Regions from separate parts of the Mus musculus genome. Here region 2 is linked to region 1. The links are chromatin loops, found by intact Hi-C in ENCODE. Cell type or tissue: heart. All regions are shown on one strand. Links, peaks and the distances in the headings refer to the core of each region. The heading gives the core; the rest is flanking DNA. Region 1 holds the start of Cep72 (centrosomal protein 72). Region 2 holds the start of Tppp (tubulin polymerization promoting protein).

Region 1 (9,212 bases), core at 308-8,307:
GCTTGTTGGTCCAGCTCATAGGGTCTGGGCCTGCTGACTAAGGCTGCTAAGCAAAGGAAAGTTTGTGTGATGGTAACAGGATGGTGCTGGGTGTAAGCTCTTTTTTTATAGGAAGCCATAAGCTTTCTACAACCTGGCAACCTGGGCTACACTGACAGAGTCTAGACAGAGAATGAGCTCCTCTAGACAGAATGAGCCTGGGCCTCAGAAACACTAGGCCTCAGCAGAAGGTGGCTGCTCCACTTTGATTGGGGCCTCACCCTGTCTCTTCTTGCAGTCTGCAAGCCTCAGTACAGATAGGTTGTGTGAGTGAATGGTTGAGGGAAATGCAAGGCATAGGGTAGTTCCTGGTGAGGACAAGGGCACAATGTTTATGGGGTGTTGTGTACCGTGGCATTCTTCAGGGACCCCAGTATTCCAGTTGGTTATACTCTGAGAGTTGCAGATACAGCTAGTTACCTGACCTTCCTCTCTGAAAATCATAGCTCAGCATTAGGGGCCAATGAGTACATTGAAGGAGCAGCTGCCCATCTAAGGATATCACACCAGGAAGGTCACAGCTATGGAAGTCACTGCCAGTGAAGATTCACCACCTGGAGGGACACATATGTGGCACCACACATGTGGGTCATGCCTGAGAGTTTATGCCTTATAGATCATCATCCAGGGGTCACACTTGAGTGGTATCCACCTCGGGGATCACTACCTAAGAGGCCCTTCCTCAAGGAGTGAGGTCTGGGCAATTTCTACCTAAAGGACCATATCTTGGGGGCTCATGCCTAGGGAGCCCCTACCCAGAGGTTCATGCCTGGGCAGTCTCTGCCTGCAAAGTCAGCACTGCAGGGTCACCATCTGGCAGGTTACATGAAGAGTCCTATATCAGGGAATTATGCCTATGAGAGCAAGCACCTGGTGAACACTGCTGTGGTACCCACCTTATCTCTTGGGTTTGGTGGTCACATTTGGAGCCTCTGCCACTTTTGCTGTTGTGGTACAGAACTCAAGCAGTCATAGAACTGGAAGTAGAGACATTTCACTGAGATGTCCATGCTGGGAACTAGCTCCCTCAGGCCTAGTGCCGAATAGATACCAAGGCAGTCTAGTCTTGGACAGAAGTGGCTGGGCTCTGGCCTCTGAGACCATGGGAGCTCTTTTGGGTATCATGTCAGTATGGCAAGGTTGATAATCCTGAGACTCACAAAAGAAAAAAAAAAAAAAAACCAGTTCCACAATACTGATCCAAATTTGAAACAAGCTTTAATTAAATACTGACCACGATGGACTCGGATCAGGTCTATTCCCTGGGATCCCAGCAAAAGTCCTGTGTTGTAGGAGGTCTTTAAAGGGCAAAACCACATGGATACCGTATTTCCCATGTGGTTTTGTGATTTTTCAAGAACTACAACTCTCAGCATTGCAGGAAGTTACCTGGTCCTTGGGCAGGTGGAGCTTACAAGTTGACTTTGGCTCTTACAGGTAACCCAGCTGCTATCTATGGCTTAGCCTTTGGTTCCTAGGGCAGGACAACGCCAATGGACCATCCTCACCAACTACATAACAGTGTTTTCAAACTCCTGGATACAGTGTCCCACTTCAGTAACTCATGGCCTGAAGTGACTTCAGCCTGGTCTTAGCTGACCTAATAACCTCTGACCCGGGTTAGTGGAACCTGGGTCACTGACTTTGAATTCTCACCTTTCCAGAAACAGGATAGAATTCAAACCAGAGGTGCTTTCTAAATGCACTGAGAGGTAAGCTACAGCTAAGCCTGGATAGAGCAGACTCCCTCCCTAGCCATCAATCAGCTGTGAGAACCAGTGACCTCACAGTTTCTCCACACAGTATATCAGAGATCGCCTCCTGCTCATGTTCCTCACTAAACTGTTTTCCCCCCGTGCTACTCTGGGCAAAGTATAAGAGCAGAATGTGGTCCCCCTCACTGGATTTAGCTTATGGGGAAAGGAAGATACAATGATACAGACCTCCAGGCTCACACCAATTATGTAAAGCAGCCATGGGAAGGGCATTGCTTGACATATCTGTATGTTTTACTGTATATGTGGGGGGTAGAAGTGGGAAATATATTGATAACTGCCAGGTATTAATGTTGATCTTAACTGGTAAAGATATGGCTAGGGAGAAGAGTAAAAAACAGTTACAACAGGGAGGTTAGCGGGCCCTAGATCAGAGCCTCCTCAAGAAGGGGAGCAATGGAGAGCCTCCTTTACCCCTCCCTCTACCCTTATTCCTGCTTCACTCCTTGAGATGGCAATGGTTTTTGCCTTCAAGGGTGACAGCCATTCTGCATTCAGCCACAGCTTTATATTTCTCTCATACAGCCCCTGCTTCAGTCTCCTCCTGATGGCTCTGACTGCTTGCTCGCGATCCTTTGTCTACACTACTGGGTTCTAACATTAGTCTGGGGATATGCAGTCAGAGCCAGCGCCTCTAGCAACTATGTGCCTTGCACCAGTGGGAGGTCCACCTATGAGCATGGAAGCATTCTTTTCAACATTGCCAACAGGCTGGTGTGGCTCCTGATTGACTTTAGGAGGAAGTACTGTGGTATGCACATAAGCCCAGCTTTTGTAACAGGAAGGAGAGATCTAACTAGCTAAGGAAACATACTAGAGTATTGCCCCTACAAGAGAATGAGGAGCGCTAACAATGTCATGTCACCCATAGCTCTAAGAGGCCCACTGAGGATGCAGGGCCCTCCTCCTATCTAAAACTCTCAGTCTTGATGGCACCTCCTCCTTTTACTCCCTATGGCCAAAGACAGTCATGGAGAAAGGCAGAAACCCTCAGGGGCCAGCTTGAACCTATATTTTCTTCAGGCACATATGGGTGGGTCAGCCTCAGGCTGCCCTGCCTCCCTCCTGGTCTTTTTGAAGATGACTATATATTTTGTGCCCACATGTTTAGAGATTCAGGCTGGAGAGTGAAAGCCTCCATGGAAGATCCTAGAAAACCACAAGGGGTATCAGGTAGAAAGAGCCAGAGAGGCCTCCTCTGCTCCCACCAATGTCCAGCTGGCCTAGGTTGTGGGTCTTAAGCAGCACATGTTTTGGCATGTCCTACAGAGAGAGCATACAAAAAGAAGCACAAGCCTTATACATGGCAACAGTGGCTCTTCTTACCCCATCTCAGACAGCTGATGAATGCCAAGGTTGGGAGCAGCATGGGGGGGGGGTGTGTATGTGAGATCAACAGAATGTTCTGGGTAGGACTGCCTGCCAACTCTCCAGGTAGTAGGGAAGACCAGGCTGTGGGACTCCAGCTAAGGAAGGTTCCTGCTAACCTCCAGGTCTAGTTGGGAAAGCTTTATGAACTATGAGGCAGAAGGGATTGTTCCTGATGTGACCCAGCCTGGCTCATCATCTCTATCTCCGAGTCACAACACTGTTCCTTGCTCTGTGTCTTCACCAGCACCAAATCAAGTTCAAGTGCTGCTGGCTCACTCCTAAACACCTCAAATGGAACTTAAGGACATAAAACAGCTTAAATGCATGTAGGTTTGGCCACAGTCTAATGTTACCACGGCAGATGGTATTTAATAAACCACCGGAAAGAGTACTTGGTAGTAATTAATCATTAGCATAACCTTTTACTGAGGCTTGTAAGAAATCATAGGCTTGTAGGAATCTTTGCAGGGTGCAAAGCTAATCCTTGTCCCTCTTTCTTCAGTGAAGATGTAAAACGTTAGTAAACAGAAACGTTACTTCCCAAGTTTCTACTGGCACTTTCATTGCAGTAGAAAAGCTGGTCTTGGGTCTGTCCCTGACAGACCATCCGTCTCCCCAAGGTCCCACTTGGACTCTGATCTTGGTCAGAGAAAATAGAATAAGAGAGGGTGATTGAAATCTGTGTTGTGTCCTGAGGCGCCACATGTCTTAGATGGCAAGCATACAAGCCTTAATTTGCTTCTGAAAAGCTTAGTTATCTCTCCAATGCCTGGAAGTTATTAGTAGACCCCAGGTTTGATGAAAGGACTTTCAATGTGTCTTAGTTAGGAGAAATTTTTTTTTTTTTTTTTTTTTTTTTTTGCACACAGCCTGTCTCTCCAGCCACATGATGAGAACTTTTGGAAGTGCGTGGGGGTTGGCGGGGGGGGGGGGGGGGAGCATCTCAGGGGCTGGGACAGGAAGAAACCTTAGGAGAGAAGGCTCCTGGAGGGAGTAGGAAATGAATGGAAGTGGGAGTAGGTGCGAATGCCCCGGGCACTAACAGCTGTTTCCACAAACCGCACTGAACGCAATGGGGTTGTCCTGGGGAGGAGCCAGAGCAGGGTGAGGTTGCACTCAGAGCTCAGCGGATTAGGATGGCTTGGGTGAACCTGTCCCAAAGAAAGTTTTAAACACAGCCGAAGCTCCGCCCACCCTCCTGGGCCCGCCCCTTGCAGGCTTGGTCCCGCCCGCCCGTTCCAGATCACGTCACAGCGCAGGCGCCGCGCGCCAGCGTCCGGTTTGAAAACATGGCGCCAGGCCAGCGGTTGGTTTTGTGTGAAGAGACTGTACGAGAGCGCAGCGGCCTGGGTCCCCACCGCGACCTGGGTGCGTGGGGGACAGACTGGGTTGGCCTGCCGGGCCTGATAGCTCTGCCTCCGTGCGAATGGCACTTGACCACAAACGGTCTCGGCCCGTGGGGCAAGGAGGCGGGGCCGGCTGGGCGGGTTTGTGGGGAAGGGCGTGGCTAAGGTCCTGGAGAGCCGGTGGACGCGGCCTGGGTTTTCTGTGGGACCGCGGTCAGGCTGAGCCCCCCGCTTCTTTTTTGCAGCAGCTTTCATCTGTCTTCCTGGGTTCCTACATGGCATTTCGCTTATGAAGATGCAGGTCTCTTTTTATATGGTTTGGACATCAAGGCCCCATTACGTTTTGAGCAAGAGATCGTGCGGAATTTGTGTTGTGATTTTTTTTTTTTCCTTTTTAACTTTTTTCCCCTGGACTTTGACAGGGAAACCACGCAGGCCTAGAATTTTCCATTGTTGAAGATTTTCGATTACCATTTTTTAAATTCGATTACGATTTTTAAACTTATAGTGGTTTCACCTAGAGTGCATTTTCGTTATCTAAATCGTTTTTTCTTGATTGTCAACCATATCTACATAGAACTGACTACAGCATTCTCTTACTATTTTATTAATGCTTGTGGGGCCTGTAGGGATATTCCCCATTTTCATAAATGGTACTTAATCTGGCTCTATCTTTCAGTCATGTTGGAGATATACGGTTTTTGGTCATGCCAAAGACACCACTTTTGGGTTGGTTGATTTGTCTTCACTGTTTTTAAATTTTACCTTTTTCTCTGTGCTTGCTTTGCATTTATTTTCCTCTTTAGATTCTAGAAGTGAAACGTGTGGATTAAAGCTTGTTTTATAATTTAAATCTCTTAATCTGTACATTTCTCTTTACGTATCACATAGCTGCACACACTAACACATTTGTTAGTGTTTATATTTCTACTGTGTGTTAAGGTACTGGAGATAGAACATAGGGCTTTGCATATGCTAAGCAAATGCCCTGTCATGGGACTTCACCCCAAACGTTTTTTTAATTTTTCAAGTGTGTTATTAAGCCAAGATGACCTTGATCTCCATTTTTAACGGAACCTGGCCTTGGAATTTTAGTCCGACACTCAAGTGGCTAGGATTGCAGGCAGTTGCCACCATGACTGGTTCTAATTTTCATTGATTTTAATATGCTTTTCAAATATCCCTTTAGGTATCTTCTTAGACCTCCAAATTATTTAGTGATTGCTCACATTTTTATTCTTTAGGGATGTCTTTTTAACGAATTATGTGTCGGGAGGTTTTCTTGTTTTTTTGTGTGTAATTCTATTATTGTCAGAGAACATACTGTGTATGATTTTGGTTCGCTTAAGTCTGCAGAGATTGTTTAATGCCCAAGAATCTGGTTTCTCTTGGAGAGTGTTCCAAGTACATGTAAAAACTGTGTCAGGTTGATTTTATTGGCTGATAGTATTCAGGTCAACCAGGAGGATTCTCTGTATAAAGACTTTGTTATTTAGTAAGAGGGTATATTAGTTGGTTTTCTCATTTCCTATGTGGGGGAAAAAAAACCGACAAGAAGCAACTTAAGGGGCTGGCAAGATGGCTCAGTGGTTAAGAGTGCCGACTGCTCTTCCGAAGGTCCCGAGTTCAAATCCCAGCAACCACATGGTGACTCACAACCATCCGTAACGAAATCTGATGTCCTCTTCTGGAGTGTCTGAAGACAGCTACAGTGTACTTACATATAATAAATAAAATAAATCTTTTTTAAAAAAAAAAAGAAAAAGAAGCAACTTAAGAGTGAGAAGGTTTATTTTGACTCACAGCTGGAGGAGATAAAAGTCAAGGTGAGGAAGGCATAGTGGCTAGGGTGTAGGGTAGCTGTTCACATTGCGTTTGCAGTTAGGAAGCAAATAGCAATGAATACTAGTGCTCAGCCTGCTCGCCTCCATTATTTGCTCTTGCTTGCTTGCTTGCTTGCTTGCTTGCTTGCAAGTCAGGGTCTTTCTATGTAGCTCTGGCTGACCAGGAACTTGTAAGAAGTAGTGGTCCATAGCTGTAATCCTGGACTCAGGAACTTGAAGCAAGACGATCTAGCATTCAGGGCCATTCTTGGCTGTCTGGATTTGTCTCAAAAGCAAACAAACAAACAAAATCAAGAACATTTTAAAAAGACAGTATTCAGGGCTCTTGAGATAGGCACAGGCCCTGATGCAGTAGGATTTTTGCAGTATGAGAAGATTCTGTTCCCAGTATGACATGGGCAAGTAGATGTTCTAGCCAGCAAGTAGTGTGTAGGGAGGCAGGGGGTCCATGGCTGGAACATTACTAAGAGGAAATGAGGAAGCAGAATGTTGCTGTGGCCCTGGGGATAATGAATGATAAGTGATACAGTGAGGGACCAAGGTGAGCAGGCACCGTGGGCAGAGAATTCTTGGTGAAATGACTTATCAGGGTTCTCTGCTAACCTCTGAGTTATAAGAAGTGCACCAATGGGCCTAGGATAGCATCTATAAGCCTGACTTTGGTCAAGCAGAGTGTCTGTCAGTATCTGTTGGGTTTCTAAAAATGTCTAAAATATTCCCCCTGAATTGAATTTCTATTACACTGTTTTAAATTTTAAAAAAGATTAAAATCTTACAATTTTCTATTCTTAGCTGAACTTCGATCTTTATCTATTCCTGGAACATACCAAGAGAAGATTACTCACCTGGGAAACTCTCTGATGCACTTGACAGCTCTAAAATCCTTAGACCTCTCACGTAACTCCTTGGTTAGCCTTGAGGTGCGTTTAGGCTTATTTGTTAAAATATCAGTGTCAGATGAACGTATTTTAATGGTTTAAAAAGAATGCAACATGTTTCAAAACTACACAAACAATGCTTATAGACTGTACCTTTAGAATTGTGTTATGCTGTCACTAGTGTTTATCTGGAGCTACGTGTCTAACCTGTCCCATTATATCTTTAAACTGCTTTGAATACCAAAGTACTAGCTTTCTGAAGAAGATGGATTATCTTTAAAGGGAAGGAAACAAGATCCCAAAGCCTAAAGTATGCATGCTCATGTCTCTCCCTCCCTTCATCTCTGTGCTGCCTCCGTCTGTAGGTTGTATCTGTAGGTTATATTCTGTAGGTTATATCTATCCATGGCTTGGCTCTTGGCCTTCTACCCTAAATGGCAGTATACAAATTTGGTACCCATTCATGATTTGAAAATAAAAAGTCTCCCAAGGTGACACAATTGGGAAGTTTATATAAATACTGCTTATTGCTCAATTCAGAGAGGAGGGCCTTACCTTGAAAGAAACATAGGGTGTACTTAATAGAGACTATTCCTAACATTGGTTTCAGAGTCTGACTTGTTTAGGGACAGGCTCCAGCTTTGGCTAAAGCAAGGATTGGCTCTTCCCTCAATCCCTAAGCATTAACCTCCTAATCTGGGTGTGTGGAGAGTAAATGAAATTGTGTAAATTATATAACGTGATTCATATTGGGCACTCAAGAGAGAGTCACTGTGCTTAGTACTGCTAGGGCGAACAGGCCTCTATTCAGATAGCTCATATGGTTGTTGCCCTATATGGAACATAGAATTTCACAAATAAGAACATGTTACACTGTTAGTTTTTTCTGGTAATAGTATGTGTTCATTATAAGTATGTTCCACTTGATTAGCCCATACCAATGGTTTACTTTTCATGATGAACTGATTGAGATATTTTCTTATTAACAGGGTATACAGTATCTGGTCTCCTTGGAGAGTCTCAATCTCTACTACAACTGTATTTCTTCATTAGCAGAAGTATTTAGGCTCCACACCCTACTGGAGCTCCAGGACGTGGACTTCCGGCTTAACCCCGTTGTGAAGAATGAGTCTGACTACCGCCTGTTTGTCGTGCACATGCTCCCGAAGCTCCGACAGCTAGGTGGGTGGAGGAGCTGTCGCCCTCCCAACCGCCCACAGTGGAGCTGCTCCTGGATAGATTATGCTGCTGTTCCATGCTGGAAACTGAAGCAGGTTTTTTTGCACTGATGGCCCAAATCCCTGTCAGCTCTGGGGTATCTTTCATCCTCCTGGAGTCAGTCTTGCTAGTCAGCCAAGTTTTAGGCCTAGTGAGAGGCCTTATCTCAAAATCAAGATGGATAATACCTGAGAAAAGACACCCAAAGGCAGTTTACATTTGACCTCCACATGCACAAATGTGTATACATGCATTGGTAAACACATGTGTACACAACACACACACCACTATCACCATCACCACCACTACCACCATCACCACCACCACCACCATCAACAACAACAACAAAATGCCAAGTTTACAAGGTCATTCCTGAGTTAATATCTGTAAGTTCTCAGGATAGTGTTGTATGACTTGTAGGTCAAGGAGCTTATAAGCATTTCCTGGAATTTCTGTTGTTATTGGGGTCAGACCTCCTGTGCCTAGAGGATCATCAAAGCAATAGAACTACTAAAGTTCTATTAGAAATATAGAAAAATAGACCACGTTTCCTCCATGGCAAATGCCTGACGGCACAGAGTTTGCCATTCAGAGTCTTTTGGAAAAAGTAGAGTTCAGATGCTTGCTTTTGGGCCAGTGGGTAAAATAGATAAAGATACTTGCTACCAAGTCTGATGACCTGAAATAATTCTCAGGAAACACATGGTGGAAGGAGAGAACTGCTGCAAGTTGCCCTTTGAC
Region 2 (9,212 bases), core at 668-8,667, 53 kb after region 1:
GCCACCATTCTTGGTTGTGGGAGTTACAGAAATACCTTCTAAAAATAATGAGCGAGACAAACCCCTGTAGCTAAGTGGGAGCCTAAGACTGAGCATGTAGAAGAACCACGAAATATTTCAGAGTGTTCAGTGACTCCTTAAGGTTGTTCCTCCTGTCCAGCTAGAAACCAGGTTTCTCTAGAGCCATGGGTGGCTTCATAAATGTGAGTGGAGAGTAAGAGAGTGAGAGCCCCCACATAGCCAGCATTTAGTATGAGTTCCAGGCTCTAGACAACTGCCGAAGGCCAGTAGTGAGTACTGAAATCAAATCCCATCACACCTCATCTGCTCAAACACTATTTCTAGTCCATCCTCCAAAATATTTGCCAATACAGCATCCTGCATGGGTCCAAATGGATAAAATCAAGATCAAGATGTATGCTTACTGTGGGTCCATGTTCTAAGATCTCCTTATATCAGAGGTGCTGAAGACCACTCTCTTGAGTATCTATCTCACAGTGGCATGCCAGGGTTTGTCACCATGCTCCCTCTAGAAGCTCCATGTGTCAGATCCAGATGAACTTGTAGGTGACTGGTTCCTAACTCAACATCAACATGGCTTCACAATCACCAAATGTACATGGGCACTCCCAAGTTGCATGCTACATATCTCAGCATTACCTTGAGGGGGCTATGAAGGGGCTGAGCAGTAGCCCCTCAAACTATCTTAATGCCACAACCTCTGCATGGAACCTGATTTGGAAACAGTATCTTGACATGAAGTCAACCTAGATTGTCCACAGTTGAAAGGTAAAATATATGCCAATACCCCTGTAAGACAGAGACCAGACACAACTCTATCTGCATGTATCCCTCCAAGAAGATGAGACCTTGATGGAAGCGATTAAATCAGTTTGCTATGCTCTCCTGAGTAGAATAAGACTTCCCAAGAGGGTTGTAAAGAATTGGTTGAAACCGTCCCCCTGGAGTATACTCCAAGAAGGCACTATCTTGGAAGCAGCCACAGGGGGACAAAACCATGGGAGGACATCAGAGAGTCAGATGGGGCTATACCCAAAGGCCCTGGGAAGTCAGCCCAAGTAGACTGAGTTTTACATGGAACTACATATGGCACTATCTTCTGTGGCACATACATATGTCACCTTCAATTATTAGGTGCTGGGACAGAAAAAAAAATGGAGGTGCACAGAGGAAGCGAGCAAGCATAGAACATGTCACACTTACAGGGGAACAAGGAGGCTGAGCTCCTAAGTGTTCTTATGCCATCTACCAATGTCAGGAGCCAAATACCCTTGGGTAGGGAAGATTTGCCACAGGGCACACTATACACTCTCCTCCCAAAAGGACTTCTGCTTATCAAAAAAAAAGTGGTAAGAGACTAAAATGTCAAAGCTTGGAGAAGGAAAGATTCTTGTTATGTACAACAAACATGGCTTGTCCAATATATACAAAAAGCCTCTGTAGTCAATAAGGGGAGAAAGGGGGAGATTACTCATCAGAACAAAAGACTACTACATCCAGGGGAGAGCCAGAGAACACAAGGAATGCCAAGCTTCACAGTATAACCAGGAAAGGGCAGACAACTCCAAAGCAGATACCAGACACACCTAGCCAGGTGGGGACATTTAAGTCTGTCTGAGGCAAATGTGGAATGCAGAACACAGAACACCAAGTGGGGAAGGGAACTGGTGGGACACTCTAGAAAGCAGCACCTCTGGTTCAGTGCACATGACCTGAGGCCCAGCCTTTCGGTTGATAGGAGAGTCCAAGGGAGCTGTATTCTCAATCCCCCAAGAGGGAGGCAAAGACAGCTGACAGCAGAACAGAAAGGTAGAACACTAGAGCCATGGATGAGTCTGCTCAGACCAAGACTGGTCAAAGAAGATAGTCTAATAGAATAGCAGCTGTGTGATTTCACATGTGTAAAGGTCAAAACTACAGGCAAGAGCTAAGCCAGTGTTCAAGGATGATGTTCATGAGGTGAAATTGTCAGGACTCTTCCAGCCCACACTTTCCACCACAGGACAGAGGGCAGTGGGGATGGTTGCCAGGAGGAAACGGAAATTACAGTACTGAAGCAGGGTCGCTATGGGAGGGATCTTCAGGGGCCAGCCATCTGGCAGAGCTCACTAAAGCCTGGTAGGTGGCGAAGGAGCCTGAGCTACTTCATGAACCAACCCCCCTCATACTTGCCTGAAAGAGACCAAAGAAACCCTTACATTTGGGCATTTAGACATCAAACCATGACTTAAAGCTAAGTTACATCATTGTACCGTTACGGAGACCTTGGGTCCAAAGAGGTCTCATTCTTCATCAGGAAAAGTCATTCTGTCCATGGAGTTTTCCCTGATAACAGTAAACCATTTGTGGGGCACACAAGTGCAGGCTTCAGTTCACAGAAACCACACCCTCTGGGACCCCAGCAGGGCTGCTCCATTCTATTCCTGCCTTGGACAAAGACACTACGGAAAGGCTTTCCAAGGGCTGCAGAGGTAAGATAGAGAACAGATCTGAGGGTACTATGGGTGGATGCTGTAGGTCTTCGAGGAGCTACCGTAGGTGGGAAATGCTCAGAGTGATGCCATTGGTGAAGGATGCCATAAAGAGACTCCTGCGGGTCATATGTGGAACTGTCATGGGTGGGGCTATTTTGATTGGGAGGTGGTATAGGTAGGGAGATGCTGTGGACAGGAAAAGTCCTGGCCATAAATAGAGAATGCTGAGGTAGCAACACTGTGACCCTTCTCTATGAAGAAACTGGTCTTTCCAGGTTGAATCGGCACTAGGAGCCCCCATGAGGGTGTTAGGGACTGGAAGCCATGTCTGAACCCTGGCTGTGGCTGAGCAGCTCCAACTCTTCCTTTCAGGAGGAAGTGGTAAGCTCCATTCTCCTGCATGGGGGGTCTCTGGGCACACAGCCTTCCTGGGCGAGGGAGATGGGATGGACAAGGCTGTAAGGTTCCCTTCCCTGGCAAAACTGAAATCACACCTCCTACAGGCTCCTCCTTCAGTCGTGCACTATAAATAGGACAGCAGGCCCTGCTGAGGAAGCTGGGTCTCATCCTCCCTGAAGCTCAGCAGAGCTGTCTGCAGGGCCCCATTCTGCAGACTTCTCCCAAGCCTCCACCCCTCATGTCTGGTTTCAGTGTTCTTAAACGGAATTTTCTAATGCTTATAAAAATTTCCAAAACCTTAGATGATAGTTAAAATAGCCATGTACCACAACCTCAAGAAATGGAGAAGGCGGACCCAAGGAGCACCAAGAGGAAAACGTGCAGCTGCGCAGGTCGCCCTCACTTCACCATCGGTTAAGACAGGGATTCTCAAAGCTGTCTATTCAAATACGCCACTTGAATAGGGCACCTTTTCTAATGGCGAGTCCCGGTGGTAATCAGGAGCTTTTCTGAATAGAGGAGTCCTTTAGAGACGCTCAGATTGTGCCCCTCCCCCTCGCCAGTCCTTCAGGGTCACGTGACGGGAGAGGGGCTGGCACGCGAGCAGAAACAGCAGCCGGCCGCCAGAGAATCCAGCTAAAGACAAGCAGGGTTTCGCGCCCCCCACCCAACTCTCCCCCGCTCCCCCAAACACACACAACATTGCTCCAGTCGTGGAGAGCTCGCGCCGCCTAAGAAAGCCACCTACACGGCCAAGGGAGCCCAGATACGCAAGTGGGCTCTGGGCCGAACGCCTCCATTCGCCCCAGGACACGCACAGGACCAATCACCAGGACACAGCCTGTCCAAAGCTGCGCCACAAAGGGTACTACTCGTCTTCCTCACCTAGTTCAAGGCCTCGTTTACATAACCGAAACCGCCGAGCAAGGGTCGAGTCCTCCCTCTCCTTCGCGCAAACGTGGGCATTCAACATGCGACCCTGACAAAACCCTCGCCATCTCGAATGAGAGATGCAGGCTCGAAAGGAGGGTGACATAGAGAACTGGCGCTGTCACCTGCAGGACGCAACGCGCGCTCAGGATTCTGGACCCATGAACCCCCGGCAGCTCCAGCTCCGGTATGCACAGCTCCGGGCGGTGGCTTCTCTTTACCCCGTTTTCCACCAGGTTCCACGAGCAGCGACCCGGGTCGCTGGCACGAGGCCTGGCACCTTGGTCTGGTGGGGAGCCGTGGGGTGTTTTCTGTCCACCGTATCAAGTGCCGACGCAATGCGCCTGGCTCAGTGTAAACGCATACCCATTCTTGACACCACTGCTCTGAGATCTCAAAGGAACTAGTTGCTTCAGCAACTAGACCTGATCTAGCCACTGCAGAGAGTGACAGGTGGCCAGCCTCACGGACCGGAGGGGTCCCGAGCCTTGGCCCCAGAACCGCGCCTCGGACCACGGACAGCGCCCAGCGCAAGCTTACCTCCAAAACGCGTCCACTGCTGCGCCTCAGCGACTAGACGCGCGCCCAGGGGCGCCGAGCTCTCAGAGCTGTCCGCCGGGCCCCGCCCTCCGGCACCGCCCACATGCCCCTCCTCCTCCCGCTCCGCCTAGGCGCGCACTAAGGCCCCTCCCAGCAGGAGCGCAGCGCACTGACACCCGAGGCAGCCACTGCCTTACAAGGCTGCCACAGGCACAGCCAGCCTATGGACGCCGCTCGACCCAGGGTGCGGTCGCTGTGGAGCTGTGGAGCGTGGGAACCGGGCTGAGGTTGGGGAAGAGCGACTAGGGCACACCTGGCCCTGGGGCCCCGGGCGTGCGGCCAGTCGCAAGTAGGGAAGCTGAGGCTGGTGGCGCAGTCGCAGACTACACTGCGCACAACCCGTTGCTGATCCCTACCTGCCTGGAGAGCTTGATGTGCGTGGTGAGATGCTGGCCACTCGGGTTACCTGCACGAAAAGGATCCTTAGAGTCTCTGCTGATTTTCCTTCCTTCTAGGGACGCTTGCCACGGGATCTCCACCCCGCTGACTCTGTGGTGAGGTCAGGGTCGCACTGGTGGCTCTGAAGAAGATTATGGGGTTAGCAAGGAGGCAATGGGGCTGGAAGATTTGGTTCAATAGACTCTTCAGTCCTCCAGGTTCTGTCTCAGACTCTAACCAAGTCACCCACTGAGTAAGTGTGTGTGTGTGTGTGTGTGTGTGTGTGTGTGTGTGTGTGAGTGAGTGTGTGTTGGGGAATTTTCTGAGTGTCTGACAAATTAACTCATGCTTGAGGAAACCTTGTTTTGAAACTTCAGAAATGGGGCCCACCTGAGCACTTGGAGCAAATTACCCCTCCCCATGGTAGTCTCTGACCCTCAGATCCCCCGGACTCTCTGCTTTCTTCGGCTACTCAAAAATGACTAAAAAGTTACTTCTAATTCTTGCTCTCCCGAGAATTCCCACTCACCATGGAAGCCATGTGAGTTCAGGACTGTGGGACTATAAGGAATGGAGAACCAGACCCAGACTCTCTCCTTTTTTATAGGGTCTTGGCTTGGCCACTTGCCTTATGTCCCACAAAGCCCCAAGTCCTGCTGTGATGGTTTGTATATGCTTGGCCCAAGAAGTGGCACTATTTGGAGGTGTGGCCTTGTTGGAGTAGGTGTGACCTGGTTGGAGTAGGTGTGTCACTGTGGGCATGGACTTAAGACCCTCACCCTAGCTGCCTGGAAGTGAGTAGCAGCCTTCAGATGAAGATGTAGAACTCTCAGCTCCTCTTGCACCATGCCTGCCTGGATGCTGCCATGCTCCCACCTTGATGATAATGGACTGAACCTCAGAACCTGTAAACCAACCCCAATTAAATGTGTCCTTTATAAGATTTGCCTTGGTCATGGTGTCTGTTCACAGCAGTAAAACCCTAACTAAGAAACCTCCCATTCTCTGAAAATCAACAATGTAAATGAAGTTCTGAAAGCTGAAATACATGTTTATGTTTCTATTAGCATGTTTCGAAATGGTGACTTTATCGTTAAATTTTATTTTTATTTATTGTGTGTGCATATGCCTGTTTGAAAGTATGTGCGCCATTTGCATGCTGGGTGCCCTCGGAAACCAGATGGGTAAGTTAGATTTCTTAGAGCTGGAATTACAGGTAATTGTGGGATGCCTAATGTGGGTTCTGGGGATTAAATACAGGAAGACTTGTATCAATATAATAAAGTTCTAGAGGCCCGGCTGTTAACAACCATAGTCCAAGATGTCAGCTTGACGGGTTCGGATCATGGCTTCTGACCTGACCCTCCTGCAGCATGACAGCTGCTGAAGTTTCAAGGCTCTTACCTGCGACAATCTGTATAGGAGACCTGCACCAAATCCAATGGATGTGCCTCTGGTGAGCATCCCTCATAGTGACCCAGCAAAACACCTCTGCTGGGGTGATGGTGGCCCTCCAAATTCACTACATTTGGAACCTCAAAATATGACCTTACATGTAAACAGGGTCTTGGTCTGGGGACATAGTTCGGGGGGGAAAAGGCTTCTTTTCCTGTTTGGAGATCCAGGACCACAAAAAGTCCATGAGGGTGTCTGCATTTGAAATTATTGTTGCTACTTTCAGATGGGAGCTTGTCTTAGATTATCCCAGTGGATCCTATATCCAGGAGTCTGTGTCCACATGACCCCTGCAGTATCAGAGCACATAACCTAGGCAGACCACCATATACAGGTTTAGGCTCCAGGAGATTTGAATGCTGCAGACCAAGGTGAGGTCCCGTCTTTTTTTGTGACAGAGGATTAGGTGAAATATGCAGTCTAGAGCAGTAGCCTAGCCAAGAAGTGTCCTATCTATGGACAGCATGGAGTCCAGAGAGGGAAAGAATGAATGATCATTAGCAACCTTCAAAATCTGAGAACAATGGTGCGGGGGTGGGGGTGTGTGGAGTGGGAGCTATGCTGAGTTCCAGATAAGAACAGGTTGTGGGGCTGGAGAGATGGCTCAGAGGTTAAGAGCACTGACTGCTCTTCCGAAGTTCCTGAGTTCAAATCCCAGCAACTACATGGTGGCTCACAACCATCTGTAATGAGATTTGATGCCCTCTTCTGGGGTGTCTGAAGACAGCTACAGCGTACATATAATATAATAATATATATATATTATGTACATATAATATAATAATAATAATATAAAATATAATATAACATATATAATATATAATAAAATAATATAACATATAATATAATAATAAATAAATAATAAATAATATAATAAAAATAAATAATAAATAAATAAATAATCTTTTTTAAAAAAACAACAACAACAACAGGATGTGGCAGAGAGCCTGAGACACTGTCATGTTTCCAACAGGATTGTGCAGATATTTGTTCCTGTCTCCTCCAGGAAGGGTCTCGGCAGCCCATGTCCTAAGAACCTGCTACAGAAGCCTCCATCAGAGTTACACAAAGACCAGGAGGTACAGCCTACTGTAAGAGCCTACTAGGTATAGCCCAACAGAGAGGCTTAGAAATGCAGCCCACTGTGGGAGAGCAACTAGTGCCTATAGCAAACAGCTGCAGAGGATTGTTACTGTCTGGCAGGAGCCTTTGTTGATAGCCTTGATTTCTCTCTGCAGTCCTGAGGAAAGCATAAAGAAAGACACCTGCTGCTTCTGGCAGTCCTAGCCTGGACCTAGCCAGAATTCTAGGGTGGTTTCTGGTTAATTCTGAAGGATATGTGTCTTAAAAACCAGATTATATCTCTTTGTAATTGTGAGCAGGTAGGTGACGTCTGGTAAGCCCTAAATATTTAGCTTACGATGCCAGGGACGCCTGTCTATGGGTTTCGCTGAAAATGGGCCACGAGCAAATTTCAGCACCTCTATGACTGCCAAACACAAACCTAACCTGGCAGCCTAGATTGAGACCAGGAGGCTCATAGCTCTGGGGTCTGAGTCAGAGGTTAAGCTCCAAAGGAAAAGAGGAATGCAGCCTTGGGACCTTGGGACCCCTCTACTCAGTGATTCTGATCGTGCCTTCAGAACCAGACAGGGCTGGACACTGCCAAAGCCTTGTGAACAAGCAGACCTGAAGATGGTAATGCATTCTACCTTCATACCACCCTACATCTTTCTACCCATACAAGGCCAAATTCAGAAACCCTTTAACAAGGTTCCACGTATGGCCTCAGCTTATTTCCATATAGCACTAGAAGGCTCCATGCAGAAATCTTGTCTCCAGGAGTCACAACAGGGTCAGGTTGTCACTAAGTAGCCCAGCCAAGGAATCACAGAAAATTCTACTAATATGTGAGCTTCTCTAAGCCTGGAGTTCTGCTGAGTGTCCCTGTTACCAGCCACAATGTTACTTCCGGTTGACTTTGATTCCCAGAAAACCCACCTGAGACCCAAAAGAAGACCCATGTGGGAAGCATTTGGCCCACAGAGCATAAGAGAAGGGCAAGTGGCTCTTTCCACCTGGAGACACCTGATCCTGCTCAATAAGCCCTCCTCGGTTGGCCAATGATTCTCATTGGACTTCTCTGGGACAAAGCATTTTTTTACTTTTCTATGTTTATCACATATGAAAAACATGTATATATTCTATTAATGAAAGTATCACATTTTATTTTTGAGCTACAACTCTACAAATTTAGTATTAAAATGTTCCAAGTTTTAAGAATCTTAAGTTTTGCTTCTTTGGGCTAAAAACATCTTGACCATACAGCAGCCTCAAGGCTGGGCACAGTATCTCCCTCCACAAGAGATAACTCAGCTTGTGTGGATTGAATTTGCAACCCATGGAGACAAAATGTGGCTCAGGTTGGCTGTAGACGTCCATCTTGCCTACAGGACAACATTTTTAAGAGCTTTCTTCTTCACAGAGGCACACACTGAAATTTGCCTATGCAGCTTTGTCCTGGAATTCTAGTCTCACTGGTCAACAATGGAAACTTAGACTTAATGAAAGATGATATCCAAATGGAGCTACAGTATAACCTCTTGTGGCCAGGAAGTCTCCATCCCTGTAGAAAGAGAGACCTTATCAGCTAGTTCCACCTTTCCTTCTAGACTCATGGTGGTGATACAGAGAATGGCATCTCTGGATTTTACGCCATGTGGTGGTCATCTACTATCTCCTGACAAAAGATCACCCACCTTTCTGTGTACAGCATCGAGGGTACAGATCTGAAGGACCCTGATGTTATATGAAGTGTGTGGTTCACAGTCCAGTCAATAACAGGGGGAACCTGAGTGTGTCTGAGATGTGCTTTTGCTCATAAACAATATTTATAAAGATATGTAGTGGTGCCTAGCATGTGAATAACTGTCACAAAGGGCCTCCCAGCAAGTT

Evidence for each region. A loop is a pair of places that touch in the nucleus more often than their neighbours do. Peaks named below come from ENCODE experiments on the same cell type or tissue, not always from the same donor. Only the 100,000 strongest peaks of a DNase experiment are listed, where the experiment ranks them.
Region 2: a loop joins it to region 1, with 5 times the contacts of the local background. A loop is called at or near these places in 3 of 42 quality-filtered maps.

The regions. Positions count from the first base shown.
Region 1 is chr13:74,057,525-74,066,736 of GRCm38, reverse strand. Cep72 (centrosomal protein 72) reads left to right here and starts at 4,452. Exons shown (of 12, transcript NM_028959.3): 1 at 4,452-4,553; 2 at 7,168-7,295; 3 at 8,243-8,435. The coding sequence starts at 4,475. In heart, for the core only: no CTCF peak of the experiment used is centred there; DNase peaks (open chromatin) are centred at 4,486 and 4,496; H3K4me3 peaks cover 1,715 bases; H3K27ac peaks cover 1,360 bases.
Region 2 is chr13:74,004,662-74,013,873 of GRCm38, reverse strand. Tppp (tubulin polymerization promoting protein) reads right to left here and starts at 4,455. Exons shown (of 4, transcript NM_182839.2): 1 at 4,365-4,455. It overlaps Gm15912 (predicted gene 15912), which reads left to right and starts at 4,520. Exons shown (of 3, transcript NR_168519.1): 1 at 4,520-4,798; 2 at 4,880-5,055; 3 at 5,410-5,745. In heart, for the core only: no CTCF peak of the experiment used is centred there; DNase peaks (open chromatin) are centred at 2,983, 3,463 and 4,483; H3K4me3 peaks cover 2,636 bases; H3K27ac peaks cover 2,381 bases; H3K27me3 peaks cover 1,325 bases.